Regions from separate parts of the Homo sapiens genome. Here region 1 is linked to region 2. A link is a contact called in ENCODE Hi-C data. All regions are on one chromosome and are shown on one strand. Each heading gives the region's core, a stretch centred on a gene start or an enhancer-like site at or near the end of the contact. The rest is flanking DNA. Distances are from core to core; before and after follow the strand shown. Region 1 holds the start of PCDH9 (protocadherin 9). Region 2 has its middle 83 kb from the start of LINC00355.

Evidence for each region. A loop is a pair of places that touch in the nucleus more often than their neighbours do. Pooled maps may share reads with other maps.
Region 1: a map of A673 shows a loop between it and region 2 (9-fold over the local background). The contact joins the promoter of PCDH9 here to the enhancer-like site in region 2. A Hi-C loop is called at or near these places in 5 of 168 maps with a recorded cell type or tissue (A673, MCF 10A, PC-3 and 2 more) and 7 of 50 pooled maps.

The regions. Positions count from the first base shown.
Region 1 is chr13:67,227,787-67,232,141 of GRCh38, forward strand. PCDH9 (protocadherin 9) reads right to left here and starts at 2,550. Exons shown (of 5, transcript NM_203487.3): 1 at 1,994-2,550; 2 at 1-789. The coding sequence starts at 654. RefSeq lists a silencer at 2,821-2,960.
Region 2 is chr13:64,156,815-64,161,358 of GRCh38, forward strand. No RefSeq gene overlaps it. Among named protein-coding and RNA genes, the nearest start is that of LINC00355, 83 kb to the left of the region's middle. Within about 2 kb of position 2,262, at least 2 of the 41 ENCODE cell types and tissues checked have a DNase peak (open chromatin) inside an H3K27ac peak, as active enhancers do; they include A673 and endothelial cell of umbilical vein, where a contact is called at or near this core.

The DNA.
Region 1 (4,355 bases), core at 1,300-3,799, 3.1 Mb after region 2:
ATAGGTATCTTTCTGTTCTCTATCCAAGTTTTGCTGAACAATCAGTTGTGGCCACTTCTCTCCCTCTGGAGTTTCCACGATATCCAGTCCAAAAACACTCTGCCCATTTAACAATTCATAATGCTGTACACCATTGAAGCCTGTGTCAGGATCTGTTGCTGATGGAATTGGAAAGCGGCTGTTGATCAAAGTGTTTTCTGGAATGGAAATATTGATGACAGGAGATGGAAACATGGGGGCATTATCATTGGTATCCTTGACAATTATTTTTATTTTGATCAGCCTGAAGAAATCATTGGGGAGGATCACCACCTCAAGTTCAAAGAAACACTCATTCTCCTCAGCATATGAGGCGCCAGCACAGAGTTTTTCTCTGTCTATTCTGTTGGAGGTTGTGAAAATTTCCCCAGTGCTGCTGGAAACTTTCACCAAAGGGGCATCCCCAGCTTTAGAAACCAGTCTGTAGACAAGGCTGGCGCTGGTCCCTGTGGCAGCATTGATGTGAGAAATGTTCAGATCCTTTGGTATGTTTCCTATGGGCACATTTTCAGGCAATTCCTCTCTAATAGTGTAAATAAGTTCTTGAGCTATTGCGGAATCCAGCCTTAAACAGGCAATCAGAGCAGCCAACAGGTAAAAATCCCTCAGGTCCATGATAATGTATTTATTTTCTTTTCCTGGATTTTAGGGTTTAAAGGTTTCCACTGAGGAATGATGCACAAATTGCAAGAGGAAGCGTGCATGGACTGGAGGATGCATTATATCTCATCACTTATTTGGAGACAGCCGCTGTCAACACAATTGTATAGACAATATTATTCTTCAGTAAATAAAAACACACCGTCACAAAATATCACCACACATTTTCCCCTGAACATTAGTAAACATGGCAGTTTGCTCTGCCACTGTTTGCAAGTTTACTCTGTGGAGAAAAACACTAAATATCTCCTGCTGGTTGCATTTGCCGGGAGAAAATAAAATTTTCTACTTTTGAATTAAGGACAGCTGCTATTTTTACCTATATTCACGCACGTTGTTTTTCAGAATACTGTTTAATTCAAAACATGCATTCTTGTTCTCCTCTTCCCCTCCCCCTGTCTCACCCTCCTCCTAGCCTCTAACCTACCTCCCTCAGTCTTTTCAGGTGCAAGTGAAAAACACTAAGTATTTAGCTACGGTTCCTGCTAATTGCTTTGTCACATGTCAAATGTGTTTTCTTCTCTGCCCCACTGAGTCACCTATCTTTTCTAAAAAGGCTATCTTTTTCTTTCCTCCCAGTTCTTCAACTGCCTTCTAATACAATCTTACTGGGAAACGAGCATCCGGACATGCCGCTGCAGCGGCATCAGAAGCAATAGTCACCGGCCTCTACACATCCTCATTGCCTAAAAGCACAACAACAAGACTTCAGATTTCTTGCCCACAGCTTGCTCTCCTTTCTCCATATTGACAAATTATCCTCATTAGGATTCATAAACACATTAAAACTTTTAAAAATGTATAATAATATAGGATTCATTTTCCTAGAGGTGGAAGAGAGTGCCGAGATATAAGTGAAACGCAGCTAACATTCCCATGTAACATCACAATATTTTCTACTGAACATAAAAGAGAAAAAAAATGCAATTTCTTAATCCTGATCTCTGGTTAGAATATTAGTAACATTTGCCACACATAAATACTGCAACCCAATCATGCAGGTAAAAAGGCTTCTGCTTAGATAACTGCAGTTTAAATGGGTGCAAGGCTCCAGGCAGCTACCTACTTGAGTAGGACTGGTCAGTTCTCAGGCTCTAATCTTATCTGCATTAGGCTGCACAGTAGCTGATGCCCGCGATTAGTTCCGGCAGAGTGATGCAGGTAGGGATGCAGATACAGCCGAGTAGGTGAGCTCTGCCCCAACCGTCTACCCAATTACAAGCATCTTTCGCCTACACTGAGGACACATCTAAACACAGAATTTACAATTGTGCATGCGAAACTTTACACTTACGTTAGTTGCCTCAACCTTTCCCCTTTCCCAGTATGCTGCAGTTAGGAATGATTTGTTCCAACACATAGAAAGCCATGCATCTGGTAGCACCAGTTTGGGGAGAAATCAGAAGCAGCAAAATGTTTCCTCCTTGTAAAATGTGTTGCTTCGGGCTGGCAAATTAGCAACTCCAGAGAACAAATTCACGGATTTGTCGTTAGTCATTCTCTCCACATTTCGTCTCTCTTACCCACTGGGTCTGGGTTCTTCTGGGCATTTAGCACACACAACACATAGTTGCACTTCTTCAGCTCAGGGATATTTTCCACAGCAGCATGCATACCATTTCCATCCGATGCCAATACTGCTTAAGTCTCTAACTTCTTGTAGGAAACGTCAGAGTTGCGGTGATGATGATTCTCTGACAGCTATCCGGGTGACAGTTGCCCGAAAAATTCCTAATCGGTTATCTCTTGCGTGCTTCAGAGACTCTGAGGCGCTCCTTTCCGTCTCGCGTGCTCTCCCTCTCTCCCTTCCCCTCTGCCCCTCTCTCCTTCTCCCTCTCCTCTCTCTGAACTGAATTTCTTGATATAACTCTCAATAAGCCCAGAGGGAGGGCGTGACTGCCCAGGCCCCGCCCCCGGGCTCTGATTGGCCTGCATCTTGCGGCGCGGGCGGCCGCAGCCCGGCGCGAGGGAGGGAGCGCGGAACAAGGCGCTGACTGTCTCCCAGCCTCCCCTCCTCCGCGCCCCCTCGGCAGCAGCGAAAACCCGGAAATCTGATCCTGGCCCCAGGAGAGCCGGGTTCCATGAGGTGCACTGAGCATGCTCTGCAGGGTCCGGCGTGGGAGGGACGCGCTGGCGCTCCCCAGGCCCGGGCGGAAGCGGCGCTCGCAGGCGCTGAAAGCGAGCGACCCTCTGAGCCCGGGTGGTCCGGCGGGCAAGGGCGGCGCGGGAGACCCGCAGGGCGCGGGCGCGGATCCGGGGAACCAGGGCCACCGCTGCGGGCGGATGGGGGTCACCGAGGCGGCTCGTCTCCAGGCGCACACTTCGCACATCTCTTTGCTAAGTGAAGGGGCCAAAATGCACAGATGGGGGAGTCTACCCAGGAACAGAGGCGCGAGACGTATAGCCACCCCTGGGTTGGGAGCACGAGCCAGCAGATCCCCGGAGCGCGTTAAACGGACAACATGCCCGGTGCTGCAAATAGAGGCTTTTGCTGGCAGGGACATTGGAAAGAAGGGCGGAGAGGGAGTACAGCGAAAGGTGGGGACCGCAGAATTTGGAATCTCTGCGGAGACCGGAAAGAAAATTAATCGGAGCACTTCCTACATGCAGAGCCACGGAAACTGCCTTGGAAAGAGAAAGTGGCAGCGTCTGGGTCCCCTCGGTCAGCCCGGGCCAGTCGGCTGCGCGTGCGAAGTCTCCTCTAGCGGAGCGGGACCGGCCGCGGCGGTGGATCGTGGCGGTCCCTGCACTTCTGCTCCAGCCGCGCCTGGAAACCTGAGCCCGGACTCGCGGCTGCTGCAAAACCCGCTTCCAGCCCACCTCACTGCGAACTTTGCTTCCGAGGGGCTGGAAGGAGTCCCAGGCAGCTGTTTCCCAAGCTGTGGAACACTTCCTTTCCCCTAGGCACTTTCTGCTGATTCCAACTTTCTTTCCTGTGATTTTCGTCTTTTCCCGTGCATTTCATTTCTCCGACTCCAGCTCTGTACTAAATCCTCACAAGTTTCTCGTTTTCATACGGGAACTGGATGGAATGACTCCCCAAAAAATACAGCTTTATTTCTCAAATACTGACCCCCAAAGCACTATCTAGTAATATATTTGATTGATCTTTCAAAGTCAGTAAACCACAAAGGTTTGTGTAATGGCTTGTACTTAACGCCTGATACCTGAGTAAAGTTTGAAGCATTAACATAGGAACAGTTCACTTGGAACAAAAATTTATTTTCTGAATGACCTATAAAGGTTGTCAGAGAAGGTCTTAGTACATGATTGAATAACTTGGTCTAACTTACAGGAAGAATAAAGGGCATTTATTTTAAACCTGTGTGTTCCCCATTCTATAATGGGCTGCCTAGGCATTAAAGGCTCTTGACATACTTAAGCTCTTGACTGAGGGCGTGTTGGAGATTACCCCTTGTTTTTGAGTACAATAGTTTTGTTTGCTTTTTTTCTTTTTTAAGTAACATTTGTTTTTAGACGTTTAAATGAAAAGTAAAAAAAAAAAAAAACACCAATCAAGCTTACTAAGCCATATATTGAATAAATAATGACATGATTTAACCAACTAATTTGACATCACAATTTTCCAACATGAAATTGTAAGCTCTTTTTAATTCAAACTTTTCTGAGTTAATATTCACAGTTCAACTGCAGTG
Region 2 (4,544 bases), core at 1,012-3,511:
AATATGAGCTACCATGGAAACCAAATAAACAAAAATGCTATGGGTCACCCAATCAGATGGATCATGTCATTCATTTGAGCCCTCAGACATGTTGTGGTTCCCTAACTAGACTGGAAAATTCATCATCTTCTCCACAGACACCCCTAACACTTTATCTCATTGAATAACTATTATTTTTATAGACAAATTTCATATGGCATTCAATAATATCAAAGAGCATACAAATAAGGTTGTTGTTAATGTTTTGGACATCATCAGTTATGAGTAGGGATTGGGGAGTGAAAATAATTCTGTCAAGCCAATGATAATAAGAGAAACATTTAATTGTTTGGAAAATAGTTTTATTCCTCAGGATCATGATTCTTATTTTACTCATACATGAAGACAAAATCAGAAAATATACATAAACTTATTTTTTGATTGATTGTAAATGCATTTATATGTCTTCAATCAAGAAAATAATCATATTTTAAACTTATTATACCTATAATCAATAAAATGTAAAATGTAATTTAAATCAAGTCTTCTTCCTTCCTGTTGACTTTGGATAGTCTGATGACAATATGCTTGGTGAAATTAGTTTTGCAATGTATCTTTTAGCAGTTCTCTGAGTTTCTTTCAGCTGGGTTCTAAACCTCTGGTAAGACCAGGGAAGTTTTCCAACTCTTCTTATTATCTGGAAAACTTATGAGCAGTTAAGAGTCCCTACATTTTGATGTTTTTCATGATGGCCATAGTATATTTAAGAATAATATTTTAGAAACTATTTTTCTTTTAAATAGAAATACAAAATAAAGGGTCTAAAATGTTTACGTGTTAGAACTAAATGTTTAAACATTATAACTAAATGGTTTTTTAAATAAACTAAAAAAAAACCTGTGGTATTTTAATTTTATACTTCATTACTCCATATTACTCCATGACACAAAATTAAAAATGAAGATGCAACTAAGATGACAAATTATTTTAATTGATATACAACTGCAAATATCTCATTGGTAAAGTACTTTGTCTTTTACTTTCCTGGATTCTTTAGGCATAAATAATAGTTACAAATGCTTCGTAAAGGAATAGAAACCCGTATAGTACTTATGTAGAAAGAAATTTACTGGAATATTAGCTTTAATATAAAAATTTTAATCTAAGGCTTCATATTATTATACAGCATAGAAGTTGAAATATTATGAAACCATTAATATGTTCACTCTCAATGGCAAAAGGTAGATACAATACCATAAACAAAAATAATGCCTATTTTAGTTCCCATTGGCTGCCACAAAAATTACAACAAACCACATGGCTTTAAACAACAGAAATGAATTATTTCACAGTTCTGTATTCCAGTCTAAAACCAAGTTTTTGGCATGGTCTGTTTCTTCTGGAGTCCTTGAAAAAGAACATGTCCCACTCCTCTACCCCAGTTCCTGGTGACTGCTTGAACTTTTTGGCATGCCTTGGTTTGTAGTTGCATAACTTCAGTCTTAGTCTCCAACTTCACATAGCTTCCTCCGTTGTATTTCTTCTTGTCCAAATCTGCCTCTGATTCGATCTTATAGGGACATCTTCATTGCTTGTAGGGCCCACCCTAATTTCAGAATGATTTCATCTGAAGATTCTTGTCTTAATTACATCTGAAAAGATGTAGTTTTCAAAATGAAGTAGGTTTCCTGTGTGTGTGTGAGTGTGTGTGTGTGTGTGTGTGTGTGTCCAAACAAGGTCTTATTTCCCAGGTTCTGGTGATTAGGACTCAAACCTATCTTCTGTGGGGGCCACTGTTCAATCCATTCCAGTGTCAATCAAGTTATAAAAAAAATACGAAACACTTACTATATGCTCTGTCATGTACTAAGTGTTTTGAGAGCCATTAGTTTATTTAAGTACCAAAATGAACCTATGAATAATTCTGCCTCTGAAGGAAGAGTTTCTAGTTTCAAATGCTGGCTCCATCATTGGCATATAACCTGACTTTATCACGCTTCAATTTTCTCATCTAGAAAGCGGGCATAATAAGGATTGTTGTATTTAGTGAGCTAATATAAAAATATGTGTATGTTAAAAACACATAATAAATCTAACAAGCACACCACAAAACGAATAGTAAATATATTTGGTACTGCAAGTTGGATTTTCAATTATAATGAAATAACTGACTAACAAATCTGTCCGTTCTCCAAAAACAAGTAGAAACTGCATGAAATATTTGAAACAATGATTTTTGAATCATGAGTCACAGGAAAACATATAACAATGGCCAATGAGAGAAGGAAAATTAGCACTGTGGGTGACACAGCCAACCCAAACTCTGTCTGGCGGCAGTTTCCTGATCTTAGTGCAGACAAGGGAACTGAAACACAACAAAGAACTTACTGAAATGTAGAGATAATTGAATTTGGGTAGGATAAGAAGTCTGAAATTTGTAAAGCAGAATTTGTAAAGAGAAGCAGATCAGCATAAAGATCACTTTCAGTTGGGGTTAGGATTCTCGGTTGCTTATACATAATCAGAAAATTCCCAAGGCTTGAAAACATTTTTTACAAAGACCTATAAACGTAACAATTCACATAATTCATACAAGATTGAAAAAGCTTAACATTATCCATGTTTTATCAAATTTGAACTATCAATTCTTTAGAATATATATGACATATACATATTTAACAATTTACATTAGGCACACATAAAAATGTCATTAAAGTCACTCATAAGAAAATACAAAATTAAATAATTCAAACTTAAAGCTGTTAGAACTTTATCCTGAGTCTTGAGAGGAATGCAGGTATATAACCTGAGTCATGCTGCATGTAGCTGCAACTTGTTTTTTTTTGTTTGTTTGTTTGTTTTGTCTTTTAAACTTCCTTGAAATATAGTAATCTGTAACCAATCAAATTGCTGTGGTGTGTGCACTTGGTCTTGTACAGAAAATGTTGTAATCCTGCTAGAACTTCTGTTTTTGCCTACATAATTGAAACTTTAACTTTTCCACTTTGCAAAATGCTGCCCCCATTCATTTAGTGTCCATGATTTCCCCCAGTGACCAACCTCAAGCTTTGTACTTGAATAGACTGGATAATTAATCATATTTTCTGAGTCTCATTATTTAAGTTTGAAAAAAGCCACCAGCCCAATGAAGAAGGGCAAAAACATTGAGCAGATCTCAAAAAGATCTATAAATGTACCGATATATTTACTATATGAACAAATAGCACAACAAATACTGAACATTTTTTGACATTGGTGAAATGTGGATATCATGTATTGGCAAGGATGTGCACCAACTGGCATTTTTGTAGAATATAAATGTATATCTTGTTTGGGATGGTGATTAACTAGACATACACATTTGTCAAAACTTGTGAAACTGGAAATTGTACATTTAAATTGAGTGTATTTAATTTTGTGTAAAATGCACTTCTATAATATGGATTTAGAAAGTAATAAATATTTTGAATAACAAAGTGTTAGACTTTGAATTAATTTAATATTTTCTTTGTAAATTTGTTAATCTTCAATGATACATGTGCCTTCCTTTTATAATTAAATGAATAAACAGTTAATATAAATGACTAATTGGGTCAAGTCTCTTTTTTTAACTAGTATAAATACATCTTAATGAGACAGTCAGTTGGAGCACTCTGAAACTTTGGTCCTTAGAATAAATACATGAGTGATTTATACAATAGCAGTGAGTGTTTGTGCTACATTTTAATTCACTAACATATACCAACCAGTATGGGAAGCAGAAAAATCTACTCTGTTAATCAGGGCATGCCTGCTGACCTCTTGAATTTTATTCTATATTTCTTGATCCCCAGGTAAAGCATTAAGGTCTGACCTGCTCTATGTCTGCACATGCATTGATTTGTAACACCAAATAAGGCAGCACAATCAAAGAGAAAAGTCAGACAGAAACATCAGCTCCTTGCATAAGATGAAAGCTCTGCTGTTAATCATACTATTGATGGCATCACTAATGTAGTTAGCAACTAAATTTAGAAAAAGAGAAAGGATTCATTTATCCTCATCAAATCTGCTTTCATGCCTGTGTTCTTAGGAAAGTGGACTGCTAATTATCTAGGATATTTGTGCATTTAAAATTTAGTCCTTTCTTCCTTTCTTTCTTCCTACCCTTCTTCCAAGCCAGTGTGTTTATGAAAATAAATACTGAAGTAACACCTTCCACCATAACACATTCAATAATGCCATAACCTGTGCAAACCTTCAGACAAAAAAACTTTCTTACTTGTTGATTAATCTCATACATAAACATGTTCAAACTAAAACAAAGAGAGAACATAGGAATAATTTTTAGAAGCAAGTTTGTAATGTAACTAATACATTTAGTGCCAGAAGGTGAACATGTATACATGTGCAACTTCATTGTTAAAATATTTTGAAAAGTATAAAGTACTAATTAGCATAATAAATATACAATAATATTATCTATTACCAGAAGTAGCACAAAGCCCTTGATTATCAAGTTTTAGAGTGTCTCCATTGTTGCTTTGTGAGATATTCTGGGGACTGAGCGAAAACTTTCTCTTTAT